7 separate regions of the Mus musculus genome follow, and all the other regions are linked to region 1. Evidence: chromatin loops called from intact Hi-C (ENCODE). Cell type or tissue: left cerebral cortex. All regions are shown on one strand.

The links. Peaks named below come from ENCODE experiments on the same cell type or tissue, not always from the same donor. Only the 100,000 strongest peaks of a DNase experiment are listed, where the experiment ranks them.
Region 2: a loop joins it to region 1, with 2.4 times the contacts of the local background. A loop is called at or near these places in 4 of 42 quality-filtered maps.
Region 3: a loop joins it to region 1, with 4 times the contacts of the local background. A loop is called at or near these places in 3 of 42 quality-filtered maps.
Region 4: it touches region 1 in a loop (4-fold over the local background); 37 of 42 quality-filtered maps call a loop at or near these places.
Region 5: a loop joins it to region 1, with 9 times the contacts of the local background. A loop is called at or near these places in 40 of 42 quality-filtered maps.
Region 6: it touches region 1 in a loop (3-fold over the local background); 2 of 42 quality-filtered maps call a loop at or near these places.
Region 7: a loop joins it to region 1, with 7 times the contacts of the local background. A loop is called at or near these places in 2 of 42 quality-filtered maps.

Annotation. Positions count from the first base shown.
Region 1 is chr11:119,903,374-119,907,373 of GRCm38, forward strand. It overlaps Gm39485 (a long non-coding RNA gene), which reads right to left. Exons shown (of 3, transcript XR_003949830.1): 3 at 3,323-4,000. Among named protein-coding and RNA genes, the nearest start is that of Chmp6, 8.4 kb to the right of the region's middle. In left cerebral cortex, CTCF peaks have their summits at 727 and 1,767; DNase peaks (open chromatin) are centred at 1,766, 2,292, 2,721, 3,336 and 1 more place; H3K27ac peaks cover 1,897 bases.
Region 2 is chr11:119,337,877-119,341,876 of GRCm38, forward strand. It overlaps Card14 (caspase recruitment domain family, member 14), which reads left to right. Exons shown (of 23, transcript NM_130886.4): 17 at 359-596; 18 at 996-1,059; 19 at 1,699-1,810; 20 at 3,115-3,288. Among named protein-coding and RNA genes, the nearest start is that of Sgsh, 16 kb to the right of the region's middle. In left cerebral cortex, a CTCF peak has its summit at 1,995 (motif pointing right); a DNase peak (open chromatin) is centred at 2,000.
Region 3 is chr11:119,303,117-119,307,116 of GRCm38, forward strand. It overlaps a transcript of Card14 not described here. Among named protein-coding and RNA genes, the nearest start is that of Card14, 2.7 kb to the right of the region's middle. In left cerebral cortex, a CTCF peak has its summit at 2,406 (motif pointing right); a DNase peak (open chromatin) is centred at 2,420.
Region 4 is chr11:119,513,131-119,517,130 of GRCm38, forward strand. No RefSeq gene overlaps it. Among named protein-coding and RNA genes, the nearest start is that of Gm39484, 8.0 kb to the right of the region's middle. In left cerebral cortex, CTCF peaks have their summits at 2,143 and 3,976; DNase peaks (open chromatin) are centred at 2,073 and 2,946; H3K27ac peaks cover 3,005 bases.
Region 5 is chr11:119,501,517-119,505,516 of GRCm38, forward strand. It overlaps Endov (endonuclease V), which reads left to right. Exons shown (of 9, transcript NM_001164636.1): 6 at 777-845; 7 at 1,183-1,311; 8 at 3,575-3,651. Among named protein-coding and RNA genes, the nearest start is that of Endov, 12 kb to the left of the region's middle. In left cerebral cortex, a CTCF peak has its summit at 2,348 (motif pointing right); a DNase peak (open chromatin) is centred at 2,366.
Region 6 is chr11:119,547,078-119,551,077 of GRCm38, forward strand. Nptx1 (neuronal pentraxin 1) reads right to left here and starts at 743. Exons shown (of 5, transcript NM_008730.2): 1 at 69-743. The coding sequence starts at 512. It overlaps Gm11762 (predicted gene 11762), which reads left to right and starts at 1,553. Exons shown (of 4, transcript NR_045099.1): 1 at 1,553-2,685. In left cerebral cortex, a CTCF peak has its summit at 2,275; DNase peaks (open chromatin) are centred at 379, 672, 977, 1,497 and 4 more places; H3K4me3 peaks cover 2,917 bases; H3K27ac peaks cover 2,791 bases.
Region 7 is chr11:119,794,510-119,798,509 of GRCm38, forward strand. All of the region lies in intron 7 of Rptor (regulatory associated protein of MTOR, complex 1), which reads left to right. Among named protein-coding and RNA genes, the nearest start is that of Rptoros, 38 kb to the right of the region's middle. In left cerebral cortex, no CTCF peak of the experiment used is centred here; DNase peaks (open chromatin) are centred at 374, 2,052, 3,582 and 3,786; H3K27ac peaks cover 3,906 bases.

The sequences.
Region 1 (4,000 bases):
CTGAAGGTCAGCCTGGGGCACCATAAAGACCTAATAAACCAAGATCTTTAAAAGAGATCAGTCAAGGACTTGATTAGACATCTCTCCAAAGAAAACAGCAAATGAGTAGGCAGCACATGGAAGACATCACTAGATAATACAACCAAGTTTCTGGGAGGTACCATCTCATACCTGCCAACTCGGCTTTAATCTGAAGGTGGAAAGTAGCACGTGTCCACCAGGACATGAAGGGATTGTAGCACTTGTGCACTATGTAGGGGGCTTGAGAAGGAGTGGGCGATACTGAAAGTGGCTTGGTATCTCTTCAAGAAGATCAGCACGGGGGGCTAGAGAGATGGCTCAGTGGTTAAGAGCACCGACTGTTCTTCCAGAGGTCCTGAGTTCAGTTCCCAGCAACCACATGGTGGCTCACAACCATCCATAATGAGATTTGATACCTTCTTCTGGTGCATCTGAAGACAGCTACAGTGTACTTAGATATAATAATAAATAAATCTTAAAAAAAAAAGATTAGCACGGAGTTATGGTACAACCCTGCAATTTCAGGGCTAAATATAAGTCCCAGAGAAACAAAAGCATGTGACCACATGGAAACCTTGGAGGATGTTTATAGGATGTTGTTCATAAGGCAGAAACTACCTACATGACCATGTGTGAATGAATGAATAAACAAAACTTGGGGTGAGAGGAACAATGTGGTTAGCCCCCTTCACTACCTCTTTCCACCACATAAGGACAAAGTGTGCAAGGCATTGTCTTAAGAGGCAGAGCCTAGGCTGGCATCGAGCACTGGACCTGCTAAAGCCTGGACCTTGGACTTCCTAATATCCAGAATTGTCAGAAACATGCTTATTCTTTATTTTTTATTAATGTTATTTGTTTAGAGCGTATGCATGCCTGCACATGTGTGGGCATGCACATGCCATGGAGGCCAGAGGACCTTGTGGGATCCAGGGTTTGAACTCAGGTCATGAGGCTTGGCAGCAAATGTCCTTAAACACCGGAGCCACGTCACCCCACTGGCCCTCTACTCTTTATCAGTCTCAGAGGAGCTGGATTGAGCTTGGTTGAGTCTTTGCTTTGGCTTTAGTTTTGGTATTTGAGACAGGGTAGCCCTGTCTAACCTCAAACTCTTAATCCTCTTGCCTTATCTTTTTGAGTTCTGGGTTTACAGGTGTGACTCTATATCATACATTGTCCTTATGAGATGCAGTTAGTATGAGCTGGACTACAGACCCTGTGTTATCAGCCAAGATTTTCTCCTAAACAGCATCTGGTTTACCAAAGGCTGTGTGACCCCCTCATAGCTACCAAAGCCCTCGTCAGGTCTGACCTCCTCCTCTGTCCACCCCTAAGCCTGTCACCTGTCTTACTGGTCCATGATAGCCTGTCCCCTGCCCCACTCCACACTGTCCTGCTCTGTCGTATCTGATGATCAGGCTTCTAGGGTCAGATGTCACCCCCTTCCCTAACAACTATCCCCAGAATCCCCCTACCTTACTGCTCATCACCTTGCCCGTGCCCCCCATCACCACCCCACAAGCCAGAGCAGGACCATGGATGGTAGGTACTAAATGAACCAGTGAGTGAGCTACCAGTGGATAATGCCTGAGTGGGGAGAGAATGAGCTAATAAACAAGCCAGCCATCTGCTGAGCATAAGAGTGAGGGGCGAATGAATAAACTGCCCATATCTAGGCACATCTGTGACAGGAGCCTCAGCATGGAGGTTACACAGCAGTTCATCAGCTGCCTGTCCTACAGCACCACTGTGTGGTTGCAGTAGGGATTGCCACTACCCACATTAACATAACATCCCAGAAGAAAGGGGCTCCTGTTCTCAATCCTTCAAAGATGTGAGAGGGAGGGAGAGAGAGGGAGACAAGTACTTTCTTCTGCCCCGCCCCACCCCTGAGCTCCCTCAGAGCAGCCTTCCTCCCCTCAGAATTTCCTCTAGAAGGTCTAGCAACATACGTGCAAGGTATCCCTCGTTGCTGGCGATCCAGGCCTGCTTGAAAGCAAGCAGGTGTCTGCAGCCCTGACTGGTCAGCACCAACCCCTGAGCTCAGGCCCTATCTCTGGGATTTGCTGTCTTCTTACTGACTCCACAGTATTCCTTCTTGGGCTTGTCTCATATTTTCTGCTACCTGTGTCTGAGCTCTGAGGGCCCCAGGACCACTGGATCCATTGCACAGCCCTCCTGCACCTCCCCCTATAACTCACCTACAGCCTGCCTACATTCTGCCAGTAGCTCACCACATAGTATGTGTGTAACGCACAGCCGCGGCTCCCACTTTATGCTCCCTGGCATCAGCTTACACATGTGAGAGTCACACACCCAGATGACATACTTGTTTAAGACAAGAGCCCAATCTCTCCCAGCTTCACCAGCGTAGCCATAAGCTTCTGGCCTTTGGACCCTGAAATTGGCTTGGGTAGACCTCCCATGACAAGGCTGTCATTCCTGACTTGGGTAGATTGTTGGCCTCAGCTGGGCCATCCAGAGCCCTGTTCTGGTTGTGCCAACGAGGCCTGCAAAGGTGAGCTGCCTTTCGTCTCTTTCCTGCTTTCCAACCCTAGATGGAAGCTGGCCCAGAGAAGCTGGCACAGTCACAAGAGTGACATGAAGGAGGAAAGTGACTCCTGTGTCTGCCAGTTCTTGCTCCCTGGTAAAGGTTGGGAACATCTCAGTGCCAGCAACACACAGGGATCACACTTACACTCCAGCTATCCCAACACCACCTCCCTGATCGATCACTCACTCTCTTGTATCCCCCACTGCAGACTGCCTGTGAGTGGCTCGGCACTGTGTCAGCCCCGCTGCTACCTGGTGTTGCAAAGCTGAAAGCCACGGAAGAGATCCAAGTTAGATTCCCTATAAGAAACTTTCTGGAAATGGGAAAGGAATAGTTCTTGTCACTGTTTTAGGCTGGCCTTCTTTCACTCAGTAGAAGGCTGGCTCAAGGGGAGACAGTGCACAGGCCTTCTCACACCCCACCTGCGGACCCATAGGCAGTCTTCATCCTTTTGCACATCCACCTATTACCCACCTGCAACCTGCCTTGTGGGCAGCTTGCACCTCACCCCTCAGTGCACATTGATTGACAGCTGTGCCCCTTCTTGATAACTAGGTCAGCAGGCCTGCATCTATGGCCTCTGTGTGTTCTCAGGGCTGCTGCAGAAGATGCTGTGCAGAGACCCAGGGATGGGACTCCCCAGCCTCCGTTCCTCCAACCCTTCGGTGATTTTGAGACATGTGGTTCTCAGCACTAAATATCCTTTAGGTGAAATATCCAAGCCAGTAAGGATGCCTCGGTTGGCTCAGTCTAGTTCCAGAAACAGCCTCACACAGAACCCAGCACTGGTTACCCAACGCACCAAAGGCTCTGTGCAGTGTGGATTGAGTTGTTTCCCCCAGAACTCACGCTGATGACCGGAGAGGTGGTTTACACCTGGCTCCTCTAACAGAGAGAGGTGTACCCAGTGGTGGCTCATGACCATCTTTAACTCCAGTTCCAGAAACCAATACCCTATCCTGGTTTTGTGGACACCAGGCACGTGTGTGTGTCACCCCCAACAAAAAGCCTCATGTTGCTGTTTTGGCCTCAGAATGTGTCCTTCTTTGGAACAGGGCCGTTGTAGGTACAGTTGGGTTGAGGCAAGCCTTAATCCAAAGTGATGATTCTTTATAAAGAGGATTTGGACACAGACAGTGGGAGATGCAGTGTGAAGGTGGAAGCAGAGATCGGGTGATGTTCTGCCAGCCAAGCAGCCGAGGGAGGATCACAACATGTCGCCTTCAGAAGCCAGGGAAAGCCTGGTGTGGCCTCCCACAGAGCTTGTAGAGAAATCTGCCCTCTTTATTCCTCTGACTCTTTCAACGATTTTGGTGCTTCTGACCCCAGGGCTCTGTGACAGGACAGATGCTTCCAACCCTGCCTGGTTAAACCCTGGTCACTGCCCGGAATAGTCTTTCTGGAAAGCAGAGTCAGGCAACCAAG
Region 2 (4,000 bases), 570 kb before region 1:
CCTACCAGGAGCCAAGGCAGTTCAGCCAGGGTCTCCCTAAATTCCCCAGACTCTAATGAACTGGAAACTTCCCTCCATCCCACTGGGTGCCTTCCATAACTTTTCCCTCTCCCATCTCTACATTCTAGAACCTTCCTTGTGTAAGCTCAGAGGTCAGGGATCATCAACCACTGACATCTTCTTCTTTTGGGGGGATTTTCCGAGACAGGGTTTCTCTGTGTAGCCCTGGCTATCCTGGAACTCACTCTGTAGAACAGGCAGGCCTCGAACTCAGAAATCTGCTTGCCTCTGCCTCCCAAGTGCTGGGATTAAAGGCGTGTGCCACCACTGCCCAGCCACTTACATCTTCTTTTATCAGGTTATAAGAACCTCATCCAGGACCTAGATGCCAAAGTGGTAACGTCTGGGGATTCCTTCTACATCCGTGTCAACCTGGCCATGCAGAGGGGAGGGGACGGAGAACTGCAAACTCACTGCAATGACATCCTGCATGTCACTGACACCATGTTCCAAGGCCGCAGCTGCTGGCATGCCCACCATGTGAACCCCTACACCATGAAAGACATGGAGCCTGGCACCATCCCCAACTATTCACAGTGAGTAGCTGCTGCTGGCACTGCACAACCCCGCAGATGTCCCAAGGACAACATCTGCCTGTCTCAGTTGAGTGTTGAGGTCCCTCCACCTTCCAGAATCTTCGCTGCACTATAGCAGAGTGCCTGCCCAAGATAAAGAGTGAAGAAAAGGTTTACTTGAGTGCATGGGTCTGCTGGTGGTAGGTGCCTCTCTGTTATGTGCCCTGGCATTAGCTCCACTGGGACCAGTGTAGGGCAATTAAATTAGCATGGCCTGGCCTGGCCTGAGGCCTAGGAGATATTTTCAAGGCCTGAGTCTATGCGCCCAGGGTGGAACACTCCTGCTCCCTGCCTGTGTCACACTTGTCCTTGAGGAGGCTCAGTCAGGCTGTCAGAGCCTCTCTTCCTTCATTTGCTCAGGGCTCAGCAGCAGCTTCTGGCCCTCATCCAGGACATGACTCAACGGTGCACAGTCCCCCGCAAGGTGAGGCTCTGGCAGAAGGGTATGGTGCCCCTGGGGTGGGCTGGAAGGGAGCGGGGTGCTGTGGAATCCTGTGTGAGGGGTGTGGACCACTGAGCTGAGCAGGGCACTATCTGGACCCTGTGTTCCCCACCAAGCCCTGTGGGCCTGCAGGCCCTTGGAATGGGCCGTGTGAACACACCGGCCTGGTTTCAGAGTGGCCCCTGCTCTTCCTCACTTTCCCAGTCTCCTGTCACCAACCCACCCCCTGTTCTTGTTTCCTCTGAGGTCGGGCACCTTGTTCTCTTGGGACACAGAGCACCTTTCACTTTGAGCACCCATCTGTCCCTGAGCAAGGTGCTAGGATATCCCTGCCCGGAGCATGGCAATGCTAAGTCGGGAGAGGGCCTGCTCTTCTCTCTGCCTATTGCACCCTACCCCTTCCTGCAGAGCCCTGCTGCCTGAGGCCCCTCCCCTGCCTCTCACCCCTGGTGTGGGGCCTGGGAAGCCCGGTTGCTCATGGCACAGCCTGATTGTTCAGAGGCTGTTCTGGATTTGCTTATGTGGCAGGGTGCTGAAGCAGGGAGGGGGTGTCAGGCCCCAAACCCAGTACTGATGGCTGAGCCTGCTCTCTTTCCTGTCCCCCTGTTCCTCCCGTGACAGCCTCCTGGAGGACCACAGAAGTTAGTACGAATTGTCAGTGTGGACAAAGCCGCTGTCAGTCCTCTGACTTCATCCTTTGACCAAAGCCAGTGGGATTCTGGCAAGGAGGAAGGTGAGGCCTGGCTGGTTGGCATAGGGACCATGTGGGCATTGGGGGTCACTTCTGAGCAGTACCATCAAGGTGGTGTCTCTCACTCGGGCCGGGGGCTGTTGTCTGTTTGTTTAGATGTTTTGCATGCATGTATGTATGTATGTATGAACGTACTTATGTGTACTATTGACATGCAGTGTCCCCGGAGGCCAGTAGAGGGCATCAGATCCATTGTGATTGAGTTACAGGTGGTTGTGAGTCACTATGTGGGTAATTGGAATTAAAGTCTGTTGAAGAGCAGCCAGTGCTCTTAACAGCAAAACCATCTCTCCAACATCCCCCCACCCCAGGCTGTTTTTTACGGATCATAATAAATATCTACCCACCTTCTGAACAGCAACTGAGCATCACATTTGATGTCTTCTAAATGGCCGTGCCCCACTCTGAGGCCCGACCCAGTGAAACTATACAAAAGCTACTAGCCCACAAGTGTGTGCAGGAACAGTAAAACCTACCAATCGCCCAGTGTTCTGTAAGGAAGGTCACTAGGTGACCAGTGTATGCACGTGGTCATGCTAGAGGTCTGACTGGTGTAAGCCCACGGGTAACAACTACAGAGTGAAGCTGATCAGAAGTGAGTCTGGTAGTAGGGAAATAATTCGTTTTCTTTAAGACAGTTTGGATGCCTAATCTAAGCTGGGTACTGGGGCCTAGGAGATGGCTCTGCTGTTAAGAACACTTACTGCCCTTGGAGAGGGCCCGGGTTTGGTTACAACACCCAAATTAGACAGCTTACAACCACTTGTAACTCCATCCTACAGGATCCAATGCTGTCTTCTAGCCTCTGCAAGCAATGGTATGCGCGCACACACACACACACACACACACACACCACCAAAACATGTAAAAGTAAAAATAAACCTTTTCAAAAATAAGGTTGATATTGAAAACAGGAGCTACCTAAATAACCCAGGGTCCAGGAGGGAGGAGGCTGAGGACGCTGTGGCCTGAGGGGCAGGGATGAACGGCATGGATGAGGAGGGGGAAGAGTTGGGGTGAAGGGCAGGACCCTCACACCCTTCAGGAGGAACCAAGCTCCTCCTATCCTCAGAGGTTCATTCTGAAGAGCTGTGAGCTCTGTAGCAGCTGTGCCAGCATGCACAGTTAGCATAGCAGCTGTGCCAGCATGCACAGTTAGCATAGCAGCTGTGCCAGCATGCAGTTAGCAGCACTGAAATTGAGAATGCCCCCCACAATCAGTGTCTCCTGGGAGAGAGGGGGCAGGGACACAGGTGGGAGATGGTCACAACCTCTGTCCTCTGCAGGTGGTCCTAGCGTGTGCTTCTGGTCAGAGAGCTGCTTCACCCTGGCACCGTACACCCTGGTGCACCCCCACAGGCCTGCCCGGCCCCGGCCTGTGCTGTTTGTGCCTAGATTAGTTGGAAGGATCCTGGGTAAAAAGCTGTGTCTCCTCCAAGGTTTTAAGCAATGTTCAGCAGGTACGTGCTCCTCAGTCAAGCGACCAGAGCAGGGGACCATAAATTCAGAGATACTATAACTGAGGGCCACAGATGGGACACTGAATGGTGACAACTGTCTCATGGTTCCCAGGATGTCTGACCTCAGGGCCTCACCAGAGTCCTGCTCTCTGGGGGCTGCAGGTGTGGGTCCTTCCTGGCTCATCCAACACTTTAGGTGTGTGGGAAGTCCCCAGTCCCATCTTGGCTTTGGTCATTTCAGACCAGTTCAGTATGTGTGTCTTTGTCTATACATGACCTTCTTAGGGGCTATCATAACCAAGTATTGTTTCACATAAAGACCCTACTTCCAAAGAAAGTCCATTTTGGGTTCTTATGGGCATGAGAGAGATGGGACATTACCCCTCCCTCCAACACAGGCACATTGAAAACAGATGCCTTAGCAGGGCAGCATGGCTTGAGGGTTCTGTCAGTTTTCTATCAGCCACGAGGCAGTTTCATTTTATTTTTTTATTTGAGCCAAAGTTTCTCTGTATGGCTCTGTAGACCAGGCTGGCCTTGAATTCAGAGATCCAACATGGAGGCTTCATGAAAGTGCTTTCTAGGGCTGGTGAGATGGCTCAGTGGGTAAGAGCACCTGACTGCTCTTCCTGAAGGTCCCGAGTTCAAATCCCAGCAACCACATGGTGGCTCACAACCATCTGTAATGAGATCTGACTCCTTCTTCTGGAGT
Region 3 (4,000 bases), 600 kb before region 1:
CAAGGAAAATTATCTCATAAACAAATAAGATAATCATGCATAGTTACTGTGACGTAAACGAAACAGACAAGGTAGACTGAGTTCCTGAGGTGCTGGTTTCACTTGGTGGCTGGAGGGAAATGTCGCCTGACTTGAGAGGGGGGTGTTCATAGTCAGACCCAGGGAAGGAGCTCGAAGGGAAGGGGCAGTGAGAGTGAGCACGGACAGGGTGAAATGAGAAGGGCCGCCTCATCTGCAGGGTCTCACAGACTGCGATGGCCACAGCACCCCGTCCAGATGGGGCAGGATTGGGGACGGCCATTGATCCCTGACTTGTAAAAGTGACCCAGCTACAAAGAGAGATGGGAAGGAGATGCTGAAGCGATGAAGAGAGGGGATGGTGGCCGGGGCCGCTTCCTGGTTCTGTGACAATTTTAGATGGAAGTTTACAGAGCTGATGGCTAGGCTGGGTGGGGCTGTCAGGATTACAAAGATTTCTGGGTCACAAGATGGGGGAGTAGGGGGGGTGCAGAGGGAGCTGCTGGCATGGAGTTTCCCTGTGTGGTAAGTGGGGTGAGGGGAAATGGGGTGTGGAAAGTGGGGTGAGGGAAGCTTAAAACAGTTGCGTGGATATTTTCTGGGTGAGCAAATCAAGCATTCCCTGGCACCTGGTTCCTGCTGAAGTAAATATTGATCCAGATGGAAGATATTGATCCAGATAGAAGGATGTTCAGTCCCCTGCCTGCCTGGGAGGACCTCAGGAATGTTCATCTGCTCTCTTGGGTCTCAGGCTAGTCCCCCAGGTTTCAGGCTAATTTCTAGGTCTCAGGCTAGTTTCTAGGTCTCAGGCTAGTCGCCCTGAGGAGGAAAAGGCCACAGCCACTCTGCCAGGACCAGAGTCAAACTGAGCAAGAGCCTCACCACCTCCTGGGCAGGTGGAGCCTGCTGGCCTCAGGCTTCTCACATCTCCACATGTCCCTGCCTCATGTAAGAAGGCTCTCCTCACTGAGGCTCGGGCACTCAAAGCTCTAGGTAGTTCTAGGAAACACAAAGAACGTTGCCACACAACGGGGGGCACTAAGTCTCTACCCTAAAAGACAGGCCCGGCACAATGGCACACGCCTGTAGTCTCTGGCACTCAGGAGGCTGAAGCAGGTGGAAGATGAGTTCCTAACCAGCCTGGGCTTTGGGGGGCAAGGGAGCTCGCATGCACACACAACCAAGCACACCCAGCATGATAGCACAGGGCAGCCTGTGATCCTGATGCTCAAGGGGCAGAGGCAGGAGTTTCATTCCAAGTTCAAGACCATTCTCAGCTTCTACTGAGCTCCAGGCCAGCCAGAGCCACCCATAAAGAGCTGTCTCAAAGTGCAACAAAAGTCTGAAAGACAGAAACCATAAAGAAAAATATATAACCTCTTTAGACTCCAGGAGCTACAGACACAAAGCAGAAACTCCAACTAACTCGCTGCAGAAAGCCTCAGGGCACACTGCTGGTAGTTACCCAGTGTCCCTCAGGATTGCAACTGGGAGTCACTTCCAGGAACAGGAACACAGCTTCTGACACCACTCAAGGTGGTCACAGCAGGCTGAGAGGAGCTAACACCTTGACAGTATGGCTTATGGTAGTGGTGATCAGAGTGGAAAAGGGACAGGTGCTGACCCCAGGCCAGCCAGAGGGCAACTTTGGGCAATATTGCTCTTCTCTCTAATGTCCTAGAGGCCAGGACGGCTGGAGTACGCCTTGGAATCACCCCGTAGCATGAGTGGAAATGGAAGAACTGGCCAAGTGGGCCACCCTGGGAGAGGAAAGATTAGACACACCAGGGCCTGCAAAGCAGCAGGCTGGAGGAGAGTCCATGCGGAGTGGAGGTGGGGTTACACGGAGGACTGGCGTGTCACAGACCACTGCTCATGGGCACAAGAATCCCAGGACTTTTCCCAACCCATTGCCTTCAGTTTCTCAGCACTCAGCCAGAAGCCTAAGCAGGCAGGGTGCAGCGCACCCGACTCCCTGCCCGCCACCGGGTGCCAATGCAGCGAGTGTGCCAGGGCAAGGCAGGAAGTCAAGTCCACAGAGCAGCGGCAGAGCGAATCGCTGTCTGCTGCTCCTCCAAGCTCCGCATAGTCAGGCAGATGAAGGGGGAGGACCTACTGGCATTTGCACATTCCCAGTGTCAACTCCCTGCAGGACAACAGAAGTCAGTGCCCAGTGTCACACCACCACACTTAGCACGCTCTCTAGTGCATGCAGGAAGGCTCCCCCAACCACCACCGCCACTCTCCTAGCCTAGGATGGTCTGGAATTCATGACCTCCTCACTCTGCCCCCTGAGTACCAGGAACTACAGGTCTATGCCACCATGCCTGCCCTTGATTAAATATACAGTCTTCGGCCTACATGTATGCCTGTAGGCCAGCAGAGGGCACCAGATCTCATTCTAGATGGCCATGTCTTTGCTGGGAATGGAACTCAGGACCACTGGAAGAGCAGTCAGTGCAATTAACCTCTGAGCCATCTCTCCAGCCAGCCTCTGGTTTTTTAAGGGCAGTGACTGAGTGGGCCCTCCTCCTTCATGTGGCACGGCAGCAGTTCTTTGCCTTTCCTAGGTTTATATAAAGCTTTCTATTTCTGAGCCTTAGTGAGGAGAGCCTTCTTACATGAGGCAGGGGCATGTGGAGATGTGAGAAGCCTGAAGCCAGGGGGGCTCCACCTGCCCAGGAGGTGGTGAGGTTCTTGCTCTGTTTGACTCTGTGGTCCTGGCAAAGTGGCTGTGGCTTTTCCTCATCAGGGGGACTAGCCTGAGACCTGGGAGACTAGCCTGAGACCTGAAGAGCAGATGAAAATCCCTAAGGTCCTCCCACCCAGGCAGGAAGAACATCCTTCCACCCTGATCAGCATCTATCAGCCTGACATAGTTTTATCCATTCACTCAGGCAATATTCATGTGTGGGGCCGTGGGTGTAGGGGGAGAGAGGGGAGGGAGAGAGCCTTTCCACGCAGCCCCGGGTGGGCATCTGGTTGTGTGAAGCCACTGACCTCACACCTGAGGGGGTGGATAAGGGGCAGCCCCCAGTACCAGGTTCTCGCTGGATGCGGCGGAGGAGCTGAGAACAGAATAGGGGCCCCGGGGCAGCACTAGGCCCTGGAGATATAGGAAGAGGGGGCAGGGGGAAAGAGGAGGGGTGCTGGGTGGTTCCCACACAGGCCAAGTCCTTAGTCTGGGTCTTGATGAGCAGAGACAGTCTATGGTTTTAGAGCTTTATTGTAGAAAGGCAGGGGAAAAGAGAGGAGATATAAAGAGAGAGAGACCAGCCGTGGCCAAGAGGAGAGAAGGGGAAAAGGAGAGAGAGAGAGAGAGAGAGAGAGAGAGAGAGAGAGAGAGAGTTAGAGAGTAAGAAAGGTGAAGGCTTAGAGAGAGGTAAAAGCTTGGAGAAAGAGAGCTTAGAAAACGAGGAGGGGCCAAGCAGCCCCTCTTATAGTGGGCTGTTATCTTGCTGTTGCTAGGTAACTGTGAGGAGTCTAGCCTGAAGGTCAGAAGCTTGGGACATTGTCTACATGACTGAAAGCCATGAGCCTCTCCTGTGGGGGCTGTGGGGGCAGTAACTTCGACAGGAGCCAGGGGTCTAGGAGACATGAGAGAACTCCTTCCATTCCATGTAGGCGAAAATTACCACCACCGGGTTTCACCAAGGTTCATGGCCTCAGCTCGACTGGAGACCAGGCCGTCTGTGCATATTCCATTGCCCCACATTCATGCAACTGTCCTAGGGGTGGGGCTGAACAGAGAACAAGAAAGACGAGAACTGTCATGTGCCATGGGGGAGAAAAAAATAAAAACAGACCACAAAATAGATCTGGGCAGACAAGTGAAACAGGCCAAGGGGGAGGGAGGGCCCAGACGAGAAGCCTGCAGTTTAAAATAGAAAGGCCTGGAAGGGCCTTTTTTATGGGAAGCTGGACCTGGAGTGGTGTCAGAAGGAGGTGAGGGAAGTTCCTGGCAGCGGGAACAGCAGGTGCA
Region 4 (4,000 bases), 390 kb before region 1:
TGTCAATTATGTGGAGCGAGGCCACCCTAGTTGATCAGCTTTTACAACGATCACAAAACACTGGAGAGAACCGTGTTAAAGGAAAGAGAGGTTTATTTTGGCTCATGGCCAAGGGTCGCTCTGGAGCCTGAGGGGAGGCAGCATGCCTTACTTAGTCAGGAGCCACGATTGGTCTTGTGACAGCCAGAAAGCAAGGGAGTGAGGAAACGGGGTCCTGTGGTCCCCTACAGGATTATATCTCAAAGGTCTCACCTAAACCTCACCTCATAGAGGTCTTCCACCTTCCCAGAGTGCCAGAGAACGGGCAGGAAGCCTTCCACACCTGGGTCCCTCAGATGGTTCAGATCCAAAGGGCTGCTGTTCTGGGGGCTGAAGCTGAGGCTGGGGCCCAGTGATGGGGTAGGGGACTGTGCAGTCTGAGACTCTGTTGCCCCCTTTGGCTTTCATGCCCTAGGGCCCTGGCACAGGAGCAGGCACAGCAGCTTATGGTCTCCTCTCCCTCTAGGTTAGTGGGTCACAACCTGTGTGTGGGGGTGGGGGGGCACATGACCATGTCACATGAATGGCATATTGGATATTCTGAATATGATATATTTTCATTATGATTCATAACAGTAGCAAAATTACAGTTATAAAGCAGCAATGGAGATAATTTTATGGTTGGGAGTCACCGTAATTTGAGGAACAGTGTTAAAGTGTTAAGGAGGCTGAGAATCACTGCTCTAGGTGATCCTTGGTCCCTCTGATGCTCCTCCAAAGGGAACCAGGAGGAACAGTGGACTGGAGCCATGCAGAGTCACCCTGGTTTCAGTCAGACCCTCAGATGCAAGCTAAGCAAAGCAGAAGTGGGTCCTCAGGACTTCATGCAGCTTGGTCTCTGAGGTCCTAGGAAAAAGCCATGCTACCTCCTAGACATCCTCTTCCTCCGCTGACAAGGAACAGTATGATTAAGGCTCCATTATTAACTTGCCAATCTTATTTCTGGGGCACAGCCGCTAACAGCTTAGGGGACCCACTTGGCATATAACGAGGTCTCCATGACAAATTACTTGGCTATCAATTAACTATCTGGGGAAATGTCATGCAGGATCCGTCATGCTGGCAGGGGAGAGAGAGCCAATTAACCTGGAGCAGTCAGTCCAATCCATACTCAGCCTCCAGCAGGGCTGGAAATGAGGCGAAGGAGCCTGCAGGGGCCCACAGTGGGCAGAACCTTCCCACCACCCCAGACGGACACAGGCTCCGTTCCTTCGTTCATAACATGGTCACTGGTCATGTGGCCGAAAAGGTCTCGGCTGAGGGGACCAATGGTTGGGTTAGACCATCTCTGGGAGGGATAACTGCACTGCCAGTGTCCATTGCTTAACATGTGACCGCAGGAAGCAAAGGGTCACCCACATCCTCAAGGTAAAGGGGACAAACGGCAGAGCTGTGAGATAAAGGGGTGGATGGACCCCAGAAACACAGCGCTGGCGACAGAGAAGCAGAGAACAGCCAGGATACTGCCTACGGACAGGTTACAGCACACTTGGCACATGGGACCATTGGCAGCACACTGGCAGCTACCGGCAGAATCCTGGCAACCTTCAAGGCTCTGGGATGCTCTGAGTCTTTCTGGAGTGACCCACTGCACCTCTAGCTAAATTTGACTGCCTCCCTTGCTCTGGCAGGTGCAGGCTTGGCCCTGACTCCTGAAGGCCAGGGCGGGTGTCCTGGGAGTAGGACAGAGTCATCCCGGACGAAGTGCGCGACCCCCTCAGCTGGCATTATAAGCCACAAAGATGGAGGGCTCTGGTGACTCTGGGCCATTACTGCCTGTACCTTTGGAGATCTGGCTTTGCTTTTAGAAAGGCCCTCTGGGTGCTAGGGGTGCCCACTCAGAACAGCAGCCCAGACCCTGACCCACCACACCCTTCGGCTTTGTCCGCGCCACTCAGCCAACCAGTGATTGGCAGCTGCCACTGCCCCGCCCCCAAACCTCATGCCTATTCATGACACTGACATATGGCACCTCCGTGGGGGGCTGAAGGGATCTGCTAGTTGAGAGAGTGCAGCTTGTCCCCATTCGAGCCCTGCTGAAGCAAAACAAATGCAAGATGCGAGGGGAGCAGAGGCGGCCCGGAGGCGTGTGCGCGCCTGTCGGTGAGCCTGTGTCTGCACACTCGCCCTGCAGGGACGCTGCGAGGGGGATGCAGGGTGAACCGGGGAGGATGGAAGGACTGGGCCTTCAGAGCCTCCTGGTTCTCCGCCGTGGGGTCCTGAGGAATCTGGCTGTCTGCCCATTGCCCCAGGCAGGCTTACACAATGAATTTTCCTCTCTTACACTGAGCACTGGGCTACAGACCGTGGGGCTATACCAGAGGTCTATATCAGAGGTCTGCAGCCCCAACAGAAGCAGATCTTTGGGAATGACAGTTCTAGCATCAGTCCAGAGGACTCCAGGCTCAACCCGAGTCTTGTCTTTTTATCTTTTCATTGTGTACTGGGATAGTGTCTCCCTTTGTTGCCCATGGCCGGGAACTCCTGCCTCCGCTCCCAATTACAGGTGTGTACCACCATGCTTTGGAGGTGCTGTGGCCCACAGAGGTCCTGTCTCACGTCTGGCTCCTCTTCCATTACCCTCTTCCTGAGGCTGAAGAAGTAGGTTTGGCTTTCAGACATCCTTGGCAGGGATGAGGCTAAGGGCTCTTTTTCCCAGTCTAGGCCTGGAAACCAACTTGGTATGTATATCCTAGAAATGCCATTGGATCCAGGACCTGCCTGTCCTCACTGTGCAAAAAAACGCCTCTGGCCACAGCCCCTGCCCTGATGGGACGGGCCCAGGTTGATTGGGCACTGGGCCGACTATGTTTCAGGCACCGCTGTGCATTGAGGCATCTGCTGCCACCATCTCCGGGCAGATGGCTTCCAGTGAGCTAAGTGTGTGCGGGGGAAGGGGTGCCATAGGAACCCCTTCCCGCAGGGAGCTTGGGGGCGGGAGAGGCAGGCACCCGCTAGAGCGAGCAGGGAGCAGACCACATCTGAAGGAGAGGCTGGGACCACACGAGTTCTGAGTGGGGTAAAGCCAATGAGTTTGTGGAGTCCCTGCCCATCCTCGGAAGAGAGGTGAGGTATCTCATGGAGCAGGGTTAGCCTTTCCCAGCAAACCTGGCTGGGTGGTCTTGGGTGACTTCTTTCTTTCAGGTTCCCAATGCCTGACAGAAAACCATCCTCAGACATCTGCCAGCTCCCAAACTTGAAGCTTCAGTAGGATGAGGGTGTCACCAGCACACAGACACTTGTCTGTTAGGGGGTGGTACAGTGAAGACACACTGGCACACCCTACCAGGCTCACCCAAGGCTCCCTGAGGGCTAGTCTTTGTGCTGTGTTAGTTGAGGTCACGGTGCTGGGCAGGGTTCTTTACCAACTGTCCCTAGCCACACCGGCAGCAACTGGAACCACAGGGGCGAGGGGCTGCCCAGTCTTCTGGCCAGGACACTAGCTGGGGTCAGAAATCCACTTCTCTCCCGGCTATCCCCAAAGCCATGTCTACTGCACTCAGGACTTACAGAAGAGCCAGGAACCTCAGTTCTCAAGGAAGAGGTAAACAGAATCCATCCTGGAGAGTTATGGTAAGGCAGGTCCTCCAGGGGCATTACGGAGGAACTGTGGGAAAGTTGTCAAGGAAAGAGCAGGGCGCCAGCCAGCAGCCTTGCCAGCGTGTCCATCAGGTGCCCCAGGTCCGAAGGCCTGCAGCCAGAGCTTGTGTGCTTGAGGCGGCTCTCTTCATTCCTACAACCACCTTGTAATGGTTTATGTCTGTTACCTCTAAGACTGGGCTGAGGCAAGACTGAGGAGGTCTGGGTGGCACCTGGGCCCGAGCTTCCCGATGCAAGGCGGGGGTGGGGAGCTGGTCTGCCCCATGCCATCCCTAGCATGTGGACCTGTGAAGACTCTGTGTTCTATAGAGATGCTGACTAGTACCTCAGACGTCCAGAGAGGGCAGCATGTGGGCCTCCC
Region 5 (4,000 bases), 400 kb before region 1:
TTACCAGAGTAGATGGAACTTCATGGCAGCGACCTCAGCACAGTCACCAACATATTCAGTGTGGCCCCTGTGGGGTCTGGGAGGGCACCTTGCATCCCTGCCTAGGCCTTTGAAATGAAATTTGCTGGGCTGGGGCAGTGGCTCAAGACTTAGAGTACATCCTGCTCTTGCAGGGCCCACTCTGGGCTCCCAGCTCCAATGCTGCATAGCTGACGACCATGGTAACTTCAGCTCCCAGCAATCTGATGCCCCAGCTTCTCTGAGCATCTGCCCTCATATCCCCCACAGACATCTACGCATGCCCTGTTCTTAAAGATAATCTTTTAAAGAATCAAGTTTGCCCTTCAGCTGTTTGAGAAGGGGCAGTGGGTTGAGGGATGGCTCCATCAGCAAAGTGCTTATCCTGCGTATAAAGACTTGAGGTTGGTTCCCATTAGCCATGTAAAAAGTGCTGAGCATGGGGGCCGTGCTTGTTATGCCAGCATCAGAACGGCACAAAGGCCTCTTGGTGAGCTCCAGGCCAATGAGACTCCTTCCCGAAGAAGGTGAACGATGCTCCTGAGGATGGTGTATCTAGCCGACCTGCACTTTTGCTTGGGATTTGATTGTTTGTTAGTTTGTGTGAGATGGAGGTCTCACTGTGTAGTCCTGTCTAGCCTCAAACTCACAGAGCTCTGCCCTCTGCCTGTCTGGCGCTGGGACTAAAGGTGTGCACTAGCATTCCTGCGATACATGTTTTTAAAAAGGTATTTTTACAGTTTTTTTCTGTTTCCCAGATTGTGCTCCTGCAGGCCGGAGGAGACACATTTCCTCTGATAGGCAGCTCTGGGACTGTCCTGGGAATGGTGAGTGGCCAGAAAGCTGTGCCTTGCCCAGACTCGGGACCTAGGCCATGCCACAAGGCAGCTCATGCACACGTGCACACGTGCACACATGCACTTTGTGGGGGCTGGACCCTGTTCCCTACATATCCTGCGACCAACCAGGGTATGCTGTGTCACATTCTCCTCTGGCTACCCTCACCCCATGTGCCACCTGAAGATGCCTGAGGGCCAACAGCCCCAGAGTCCTTGCACCCTGTGAACTCCTTCCAGCCCTCCAGGACATCCTCACAGCCTCAGTCCTGAGGCTGGTCCTGCTCCACAGCAACGTTGCCCATCCATGCTTGTCCTCCTTCCACAGGCCCTGAGGAGCCATGACCACAGCACCAAGCCCCTCTATGTCTCTGTGGGCCACAGAATAAGCCTGGAGGTCGCTGTGCGCCTCACCCACCACTGCTGTAGGTTCCGGATCCCAGAACCTATACGCCAGGTATGGGGCTGTGGTGGGAGTGGGAGAGTTGTGTGTGTGTGTGGGGGGGGGGGACTGACATTGCCACCTAGTTGTTTGTCTTTTATTGCTGTGATGAGACACCATGACCAAGGAAATTTTTACAAAGGCACTCATTTCACTGGAGCTGGCTTACAGGTCCAGAGGTTCAGTCTGTTATTATGATGGGAAGCATGGCAGCATCCAGGCAGGCATGGCACTGGAGGAGCTGAGAGAGCTCTACCTCTTGTTCCAAAGGCAGCTGCTTCCAGGCAGTTAGGGTAAGGGTGTAAAGCCCACGCCCACAGTGACACACCTACTCCAACAAGGCCACACCTCCTAATAGTGCCACTCCCTGGGCCAAGCATATACAAACCATCACACAGTCTCACTTGGGGTGGGTCTCTGCAGGCATCTGAGGACAGATCCCCAGGCCCTTGATGAGAGAGCCTGAAAGCAGGACAAGTTGGACGCAACCCTTGGTCAGAGGATCTCACAGGGTCATTCGGTGGCTACATTGAGGAAGCTAGTGCTTGTGCCAGAGACACCAATTGGGACCCCAGGCCATGGCTCTGCCAGACACCTGTTACCTAAGCTGCTGTTCAGGGACCCAGAGGCTCAACACTGATTAACCAGTCATCTCACCCTACAGGAAAGCAGCATGCAACTGAGATCCCAACATGCACCTGTCACGTGGTGGTGCCTGTCCAAACCCTAGGTTGAGAACCCAGGAAAAACCACTCTTTAGAGGAGGCTAGGACAGTCCAGACTCTGGAAAGGCACTATCAAAAGCCCTGGTTCAGGAGGAATTTGATGCATTCGAGCAACTCAGCCACAGCAGGAAGCGTACAGTTCCAGGGCTCACTAGCAAGGGACTTAGAGCAGCTGCTGTCTACATCAGCTGTGGGACAGTTTTTCAGGTCACAACTCCATTCCTTCTGGAGGCTGTGAGGTCTTTGGGAGGTGTGAAGGAAGGGCTACAGGCTGGACTGCCCAGAGCCTGCCTAGGCTCAGCCCTCAGGAGAGCTGCAGGTGCACAGGATGGCCTCCAGGGGGCAGCAGCAGGCAGTGCATCCTGTGATGCTCAGCCCTGCTCCTGGAAAGGCTGCCCAGAGGTAGCCTCTGAGAATGAGTGAGTTCTTGTCATCCCCCAAGGAAGGCCTTCTTTAACTGAGTCCTCATCTGGGGTGTTACTGCTGTTACAGGTGCAGTGGTCTCTCAAGCCCCAGAAGGCCTTTCCCCTTCCATCCTGGCCATCTAATGAGAGCAAGTCAGCGATGCACTCCCTTAGCACCTGCAGCCCAGAGCTGTGCAGCCCCAGACCTGCATTGTTAGCCGTGATGTTTCCCAGAGTTACAGTGGTTTCTGTCCTAGCAAGTAAGGGGGCAGCCTCCTGCAAAGCACCTGGAGTACTGGAATCCAGAGCACACCTGTCACATGTCACAAGAGAGCCTCCCAAACCCTGGGCACATGCAGAGCGAGCACGTGATGGCCTAGCCTGGGAGCCCAGGTTGGCAGGGAGGAAGGGAATAAGGCTCTGTCGGCCCGGCAGGACGGGCTGTGGCTTTTGGCCTATCTTCTTTCCACTGGCCCCTCAGCAGAGCACCCTCCCAACAATTCCACTTCCCCAAAGTTCTCCAAGAAGGGCTTAGTGTCTGTCTTTAGGGTCTTCCTTCCCTCTGCTCTGGTGCAAACCCGGACTCTGGTACAGCCCAGGACATCCCACTGCCCACGGCCCACTTCCCTTAGCTGAAGAGCAGCTGCTGTCTGCAGGATTAGCTATTGCTGTCTGTGAGTCTTGTGATCCCAAAGCTAAGCTAAACCCATCTGAGCCGGGACCAGGGGCTTCCTGAGGCCAGGCTCTTAGAGGTGGAGGAGGGGGGTGCATATTCAGATCTGAGTCCCTCTCTGTGGCTCTACCTGTGGTCCCCAAGCCCTTTTTTATTAGCGTAACTTGTCAACCTTTCTGGAGATGAACAGGTGTCACAGCTGACACCCATCAGAGGGACAGCCAGTGAAAACGAACAGTCTGAGTCAGAGAAGAGGCTGAGCATCCTGGAAAAGCAAGAGGTCAGGTCCCTCAGCCTTCACCTCAACCCCGAGGGTCTCAGCATCTCTCTGCCAACTACACACTGGCGGGGCTGATTCCCCAAAGGACATGATGAGCCTGTGTGGGCTGCCCCTGAAAGAGTGGAATGTGCTTCCAGGCTACTGGGGATGGGAAGACATGCCCAGGGCCTGGCTTACACCTGTGTGTATCCTTCAGGCTGACATCCGCTCTCGAGAGTACATCCGAAGGACTCTAGGGCAGCTTGGGGTGGCTCCTGCACAGAGAAAGGACAGGTGAGTGTGGGAAGGACACCGGCAATGGGTTGTGTATGAATCCATCCTGTCCTTGATGCAGGGTTGTAGCTTAGGGCCACAGAGTGAGGCTGGGCCTGGTAGGGGACATAGGGAGGGGATCCCTCAGAGACTTCAAACATAGTAGGAACTCTCAAGAAACCCCACTCCTTTGGCTCAGCTGGCCCAAGGCCCACCTCCAAACGTGGTTGCTATCCGAGTTAGGGTTTTTGTTGCTGTGAGGAGGCACCATGACCAAAAGCAAGTTGGATTGGAAAGGGTTTGTCTTAACCTTCTGTGTCCTGTTCATCACTGGAGGAAGTCATGACAGGAGCTCAAGCAGCACAGGACC
Region 6 (4,000 bases), 360 kb before region 1:
GGTCGGGATGGGGTGGGCGAGGGCAGAAGGGCGCATAACACGGAGGGGAAACCGCAGCTCACGCGGACCTCGAGGTTCTCCAGTCGGGTTTTGAGAGATTGCAAAGTTTGCCCGAGTTGGCTGAGCGTCTCCGCGGCCGGCGTCCGGGACAGGTCGCCCATCGTGTTCTTGCCCGAGCCAGGCTGCTTGCGGCCGCCTCCCGACCTGGCCTCGCCGGGACCCGAGTCCAGGGTGCTCTGGCTCTCGCAGCGGCCAAGCTTGGTGGTCAGCTCCCTGATGGTCTCCTTCTGGCTGAGGATGGTCTCCTTCTGCTGCAGCACGGTCTCGCGGAGCTGCAGCACGTTGCTCCGAAGCTCCTCCGCGCCGCCCGCAGCCACGGACGCGGCACACATGTCTGCATCCACCGGCACCGAAGTGCAGATGAAGCGGGTCGGCCCGAAATCTTGGGCCCCACTGCCCAGGAGGCAGAGGGCGAGCAGCGCACAGGTGCGTGCGGCGCGGCCGGCCAGCATGGCTCCGGACACTTGGAGCACCGGGGCCGCTCGGCTCCGGTGGGGATCGGGCTGAGACCGGGATCGGGCTGGCTGGGGCAGTCGCTCCGCAGGCGGCCCGCGCTCTAGCACCGCGCTTCTACGCCGCACAGTCTTCTCGGCCGCGCTCCTCGGCCCCCACTGCCGCCTGCGCTGCGGAGCCCGCGCCTTTTATGCAGCCGCGGGAGGGGCCTCGGCGCCGCCGACGTCAGCGGGGGAGGAATCCCGCTTTAATTGTGTGCGGACCGGCCCCGCGGCGCCGCGGGGGTCGCACGGGAGCGCGGCTGGAGCTACCTCGGCCCTCCCCATCTCGTCCCTCCCGGATCCGCCACCGCCCCCTCCCACCGCCTCCGCACGCACGCCCCCGCCTGGGCCCGCGCCGCTTCCCCGAAGACTACCAGAATACAGGGCCAAGAAGGAGATCGGCCGTGGGCCTGGATTAGATGGTGGGGCACCTGCCCAATACCCCTAATCTCCAACGGGGCTCGGAAAAGAAGAATGGCCACAAGACAAGCTCGGTTCGCTTGCTCCACACTAAGCGCCCGTGTGGTTCGGGCTCCATGCGCTCGCAGCCCTCTTCTTCCTAAATAGTCAACGTCGGTGTCCCCTGCGTTCAGCTCGCTGAGGTCCAGAAAAGGGGTCGCGAGGCCGAACAATGATTCATGGACATTTGTGGCTGAAAGCCACGGAGCACTCTGAGTCTGGGGATCCCCCACGCCCTGGCTCCCCGCCCTACTGTATTCCCCTTCTTCCAACTCCTGAGGATTGTAGACCTAATAATGTCCCCCGCCCCCGGAAACGAGAGCCCGCACTATGCACTCGTCAGGGCTAAGGCCTTCTCGGATCTGTGGATCAAACCCTTCCTGCCATCCAAGCCAGCCTAGTTCCAGGCAGGTGGCGCCCCAGAAGCTGGCTGGCCACTCAAAAGGGGCCCCTGGGGGAGCTTCTTCCCTTACCGCTCTGGGCGTGTCTGTGTGTCCCTTTGTAGGTGTATGTGAGCGTTGGGTTTACCGGTCCACTTGAAACCCCGTCTAGCCCATTCCTCGCGCCCCTGGACTTTGGAGGAGGGGTTTCAGAGGTGGGCAGCGACTTCGCATCTACAGGGGTTCGCACCTCTTTACCCTTTTCCTACAGACACCTTACCCAGCCACCTGCACACCCATACCTCCTTTTTTTCTGGATAGCAGCACTGCCGGCTGGGATTCCAGTCCAGGTTTCAATGCCTCTGGGGACTCTGGACAAGGGTCTGGGCTGCAGCCCCACGTCGGAGTCAGAATCGGACCTGGGAACTCGCCCAAGATCCAATTATGTTGAAAAGAAAACGAAGGCGGGGAGAACCCACATCGGGTTTTAAATGACTGGAAAAGCCCAACTACAGGCTGGCTGGGTTCGCCCCATAGACCTTCCAGTCAAGCATTCGGTTGCCTCACTCCTTTTACGGGTCTGCGATGGACCAGACTAGGTCCGGACTGTGAGGCGCCAGTCCGGGACCCACTGGCAGCCTTCGGACAGAGGATGCCACTCTCCGGTGGGCATCACCGGTGGTGAAGGTAGAAGCCAGATTGGCAGGGAAGCCACTATCCAGGTCTTCTCCGACGCCTCCTCCCAGCCCCGAGCCCCAGGGGCGCCCCACTGCCTGTGTTTCTCTTCTCGGCATTTAACCATCCCGAGTCCGTGCTGCGAGCTGCCGTGGCCCCTACACGACAGGAGCGTCGCTGGGCCGCCGCTTCCGGGCGCCAGAGGGACCCCGCAGTCAGGACGCGGCTGTGGTGCAGAGAGGGAGTGCGGGGCTCCCGCTCCGGCGGGTCCACCGTCAGGTACAGAACGCAGGAACGCAGCGTCTCGCATCTGGGTGCCCCCTAGGTTCCGCTGGGGTCTCAGAACTAGCCTCCCGCCGTTCTGCGTGGGACGTACACCGGCAGAACTAGGAATTACCCCCCAACCCGGGGCGCTGCGCTGCTGGGCGACGTCTGCCCCCAACTCCCAACCTAGCGCGGACGGATGCGGGGACCCCGCGCAGACCTAGCGCTTCGGCCCCGGCGGCGCCTCCCCCCACGCGTCTAACGCGAAGCAGTTCCTGGCCTGGCCCTGCGGCGAGGCTATCCCCGCTCAGAGTGCGTGGGCGCAGGAGACCAGCCTGTCCCTTCCCCCGCAGGTGTGTAGAGGGAGCTGGGCGCTTAGTGTATCTTGAGCCCCAGGAGCGGCCCAAGGGTCCGATTTTTATCATCCAGAAGACCTAGGTGACTTTGGTACTGTCACATGTGGGCGCTGATGGTGCCTCACCTTTTGACGGAGGATGATGGGAGGGGGCGGGGCTCAAAGGGAAGAAAGGGTCCTGCGCTCAGGTCCAGAGGTGGCAAGACCTTTGGGATCTGTGTAGCCTGGAGCAGGGAGCAGGGTGCAGGGAGCAGGGAGCAGGGAGCAGGGAGCAGGGAGCAGGGAGCAGGGAGCAGGGAGCAGGGAGCAGGGAGCAGGGAGCAGGGAGCAGGGAGCAGGGAAGACAGTCAAGGATACAGTCCATTCGACCACCATTGCTAAACTGCCCAGCCCATGTGAGCAAACACACTGGAAGAGGCCTCTACCCTCTTTAAATCCATTCCAGAGGGTTCTCAGGATCCTAGGTAGGGAGAGTCTACCCTGGTCATTATAAAGTTGGCTCTGCTTCTCATTGTTTTGACTGGTAGCCCAGAGGGTCTGGGGCAAAGAAAAGCCATCAGAGGGGAAACCCAGGAAGTTGGTAGGTGGGTGCTCCACTGGCTACTTATATGACTGCAGGCATGTCTCTGTGCCTGACATGGGCACCACATCGCAGAGCCTGAAGTTGAGCGGAAGAGTGGGGTAAATACTCAGTCTGTGGACACAGCACAGCACCTAAGCCTGGGAAGCCTTGGTCTCACACAGAGCTGTAGTGCATTTTCACCACACCCATGCAAATCCCATTGATACCTGCAGAACAGAGATGTCTAAAATACTGAGGAAATGATGCGTTTAGAATACTTAGTTTTTATTATAATTATTTCATTATAATTTTATATAATTTAAGCCTGGATGATGGCTTTGTTAACCAGACTTGCTGAAGACTGAACAGTCAGCTGGCCCGGGTTCAGCATAACACTGGGGGAGGGAGCAGTCCTCGCACGGTGTAGGCCTGTGAGTACGAGGTAAATTCTGTTTGCAAGCTGATATTTGGTGCCAGAGTGGAAAGGGTGGGTGTTCTCAGGAAGACTACACAGGGAAGTCACACAGTACTCTGAGGACAGCAATGCCCATCAGGGCCTTTACCCACTGGAGAGTGGGAGCTCACACGGGTACACCCAAGCCCCACCCTGCAGCAGAGCCATGGTTATGAGCAGGGCAGGCATCTGGCATTACCATCAGGACCAGCCCCATATGCACAGAGCTTCCTGGAGGCTGACATGTGTAGGTGACAGGTGGGTCTGAAACAGTGCCAGACGGGCGCCAGCCTCCCC
Region 7 (4,000 bases), 110 kb before region 1:
CACCCACTTTTAGGATAAGACAGTCACCTTTCAACCTCATTCACGGGCCAACCAGATCTGGGCAGTTAATTCCTCAGTACAACTCCGGTGAATCTGTGTATGGCAAGTTGACAGCTACAGCTAATTATCACAGGTGGACACACAGGCAAGCTAGAATCTTTTTCTGTCTTGCCTAGTCACTGCAGCACTCTTGGGATGGCCAGGTTCCCTTTCTTCCACCTTGCTCACTTCAAGAGCTGAGAAAGACCCTGAGGACACAGCTGAAGAATAGCGTTTAAACTGACTCCTTTCCTGTCCCCGTGCACAGCTGCCAGCTGCCATAAAGAGTTAGGATTCTATCCACTGGGCGATGGGGAGTCTTAGCAATGAGTGGGAGTTGCCGCTGTTTTCAAGTAGAAGTTCTGTGACTCAGGTTTGTGGGCTGCTGAGATTATGCAGTGTGCTCAGCACTCTGCCAAAAACTATAAGAAGATTGATACATATCGAGGAACGAAAGCCATTGCCCATAGGAATTTATTATCTAGTTACAGAGGAGATTAGCATAGAGGAGCAATGGTGAATAAGTAATAAAAAGAACACAAGCAAGGGCTTCGAGGAATGCCTGAGCTCCTCAGAGGTGAATGTTGTTAAAGATTTGAAGGTTATGCAGGAGCTTCACTAAGCTGTCAGGCCCAGGGCATCTTGAGCTACACAGAATAGATGGAGATCCTGCTACACTGAGTGGGACCTGGCCCCAGGGGAGCCAGAGTCTCTGACCCACGAAGGAGCGTGGGCAGCATAAGCAGACAGACAGAGGCCAGCTCTGACGTCTCCAGCACTGTGATGTGACTCTGGGCCAGCCAGGAGAAGAATGGATGGAGAGTGGTAACAGGTCAAACACACTCAGCCCTCAGCTTGCTCGGTTAGTAATGGTTTCGAGGCCCAGAAGGGAATCTTCTGTTTTCAGAAGTCTTTATTCTGTGCCTCAGAGGCCTGGATGTTCCCCCCTGTGTCGTGTGCCCAGGTCTAGCTGGGACATGCTCAGCCTGCTCTTCTCCTGCTCATCTTGCTACAGATGCCTAGCAGTCCTTAGAGATTCTAAGTGGAGACACTCAAGTCTGAGCAGTGGGGAAACTTGCTTTGCTGTTGGCTGCCCTGTGGTTTTCTAGCTGTGAAGGAGAGAGCAAGCACAGGAGGAGCTCTGGTTCATGTGGGTCAACAAGACTTGGGCATCATCAGCTTGCTGTAAGCCTACCTCCTGCAGCCCTGGTCCAGTTATTCCTAGTCCTCAGTACCTTGTGAGGCAGATGGTAGGCCAAATGTGTCCAGTTGTTCTCCACTTTCCCCCAAGGCCTCCAGCCCCACTTTGTGAGAATGAAGAGAATACCTTCCTGGGAGGTGGCCCGTGTGCAGTGGCACACATGGCCGTAGTCTCCAGTCAGTAGTCAGCCTGTCACAACTGGTCTGAGTGTCAGTACCCAGCTGAACAATAGGTTTTTGTACAGGCTAGCTTTGTGCAGCCCCATGTGAGGATTAGGTGGGGAAGGCTATGCTAGTGAGACACAGATTGGTGTGTTGCTCATAGGAATGAATGCATAGAACAAGAAATGTCTTCTCACTGAGGTTTGGATGACCACTGTTGTAACAAGGCCTGTCTGTCAACTAGGTGAAGAAGGGAAATGGACAGTCTTGCTGAATGACTGCAGAGGTCATGACAAGGGCCGGGGGGGCGGGGGGGGGGGTGCGCTCGGGATGAAGAGAGTATGGCCCAAGATGATGCCAGATGGCCATTCCAGAAGTTGCCCCACCCTGAAGTTATCATGTGCACAGCAGTGGAGACATTTAAAAGTGGTCACTCTGTGGCAGTTGGTAGTCAGCAGCGATAGCCTGGGTGTTGAAGTCAAGGAAGATGAGCCCTGGCAGGAAACAGAGAGCTGCAGGGAGCAGTGTCTGTGGGAAGATGGGAACAAGATGGGAATAAGCCCTCGTGCCGACAGCAACAGCGGGAGGGGAAGGAGGGAGGGAGAGCTGAGGAGGCGGCATGCCCCTGCCAAGGAGGTATCTGGCTGCCACGGCATCTGCTGTGCAAGTGTGACCTGTTTTATTTTAGTCCCGTGTGTGTCACACATAAGGTTAGTTTTTGTGACTCAGAGCCGAGACACAGGATGCAGAAGTTGCCCAGCCACAGCACAGCTGGGACTAGAATTTGGCTTCTCATCTTTCAATCCTGTGATCATTTTCCACATTAAGTTTGTCCTTGGTTAGCACTGAGGAGTTAAATTTTAAAAGAGCCCCTGTGCTTGTCAGTGGACTTTGTAGGGCCTAGAGAAGCTTCCTGAATGGGGTGAGGTCTCAGGTTGGATCCCTCTGGGTCCTACTGTAGCCTGTGATGATCCAAGATAGGCTCCCAGTTTCCCAGGCACAGAAGCCACAGCTCCAAAGTGAGGAGTAGGCTCACTTCTACCTTCGTCATCCCAAAAAGGACCTGTCTGCAGACGAGCCAGCAGCCACATCACTGCTCGCCCACTAGACAGGTACTCAGTCAGTCAACATGACTGATCTGTCTGCAGCAACTGGGCAGATTCTTTGCCTATGTCCTCATGACAATCTCGGGGGAAATTGGTGGTTGGGGGTGGGGGGTTCAGGTTGCTGTGGGATCCTAACCCAGACAACACATGCTCTGCTCACAGTGGCTGTCGGGGACCGAGGCTAGGGTAGAGAATCTTGCCAGCCCACTTCTCACTGCCGAGAAGACAGCTTTGGTTCACATTCCCAGAGACTGTCCCTGAGAAAACAAGGTGATCTGTGGTGACTTCACTTGACTCCAGGCATGTGGGCTCTTCCTGTTAACAGTCTAGGTCTGGAGGCAGACCATGCTCAGGCTCTGGTTCTTAGAGGCCCTGTACCTCTCCCCAAAACACTGCCCAGTGCACAAGGCACCAGCCCCATACACGCACACCTCCATGTGGTGGTCTCCACGGTAAAGAGCAGTAAGGACAACCCCATGCTCAGTGGAAGGGCAAGCCAGTCCCCAACACCCCATGCCGAGTTCCTCCCTGGGCCTTGCTTTCTCTTTAGTAGTAAGGTACGTAATGGTCCCCATACATGCTCAGCACTAGGCTGTGTGATAGCATGCCAGCCTTTGGAAATAAACCTGATGTAAATGTCATGTGTCGTTTACCCCCTCTCCCACACACCCTTTTCTCTCCTATCACTAAACCACCTTGAATATAAGGACATATTTTTGTTTCTAAACCAAATGGAATTCTTAACAAGAACGAGCTTACTCAGTGTAGCTGTGTTAGGTAGGTAGCCTGGCCCTGCTCCCCTCTGTTCCTGAGTCTTTGTCTTTGAGTTGTTCTTACTGACAATACCATCAACTAGGTGACTATAATGGGAATTATTAATCTGTTCCACCTTATAAATAGCAAATCACACTCTAGTCTCTAAACCAAATCACTGTGAAGATTTTCCTTCTGGGAGGAAGAAAGAGTTTCTAGTCAGATATAATTAAACGTGCTACCTAGTGGGTAAAATTAAGCTTGCTGCAGAGCAGAAAGAAGCATGCCCACACCTTAGGGCTTTGAACTACTCTGGTCTCCAATGGACATATGCTTGCCACAGACATGGATGCTCTGCCCTGTCAGGATGCAGAGCCTTCTCCTGGGTTAGCACTCAACACAGCTTTCCTTCACCTCCCTTTCCGTCGTGGAAGTGGCCACTCCCTCCCCAGTCTCTCCCTTGAGTGTCTGCAGTCTCTGCACTGCCTGGCCTTTCATGCATGCACATGCTGTGTGCTTCTCATCCGTCCTTCCCACTGGTTGTACTCTAGTGGACCAGCTGAATGACCGCGAGGTGAGTAGGCTGTGCCGGGGAGAACTCTCTTCCTCAGCTCTTACAGACTGAAATGTATGGATCCCCTGACAGCACAAGATGTGTCCCTGAGCCCCGTTGGCTTGTGCTACGTGTGTGGAACTGTGCAACCGTGTGTTGGCAGCTGTTCTCTGTCCACACACACAAA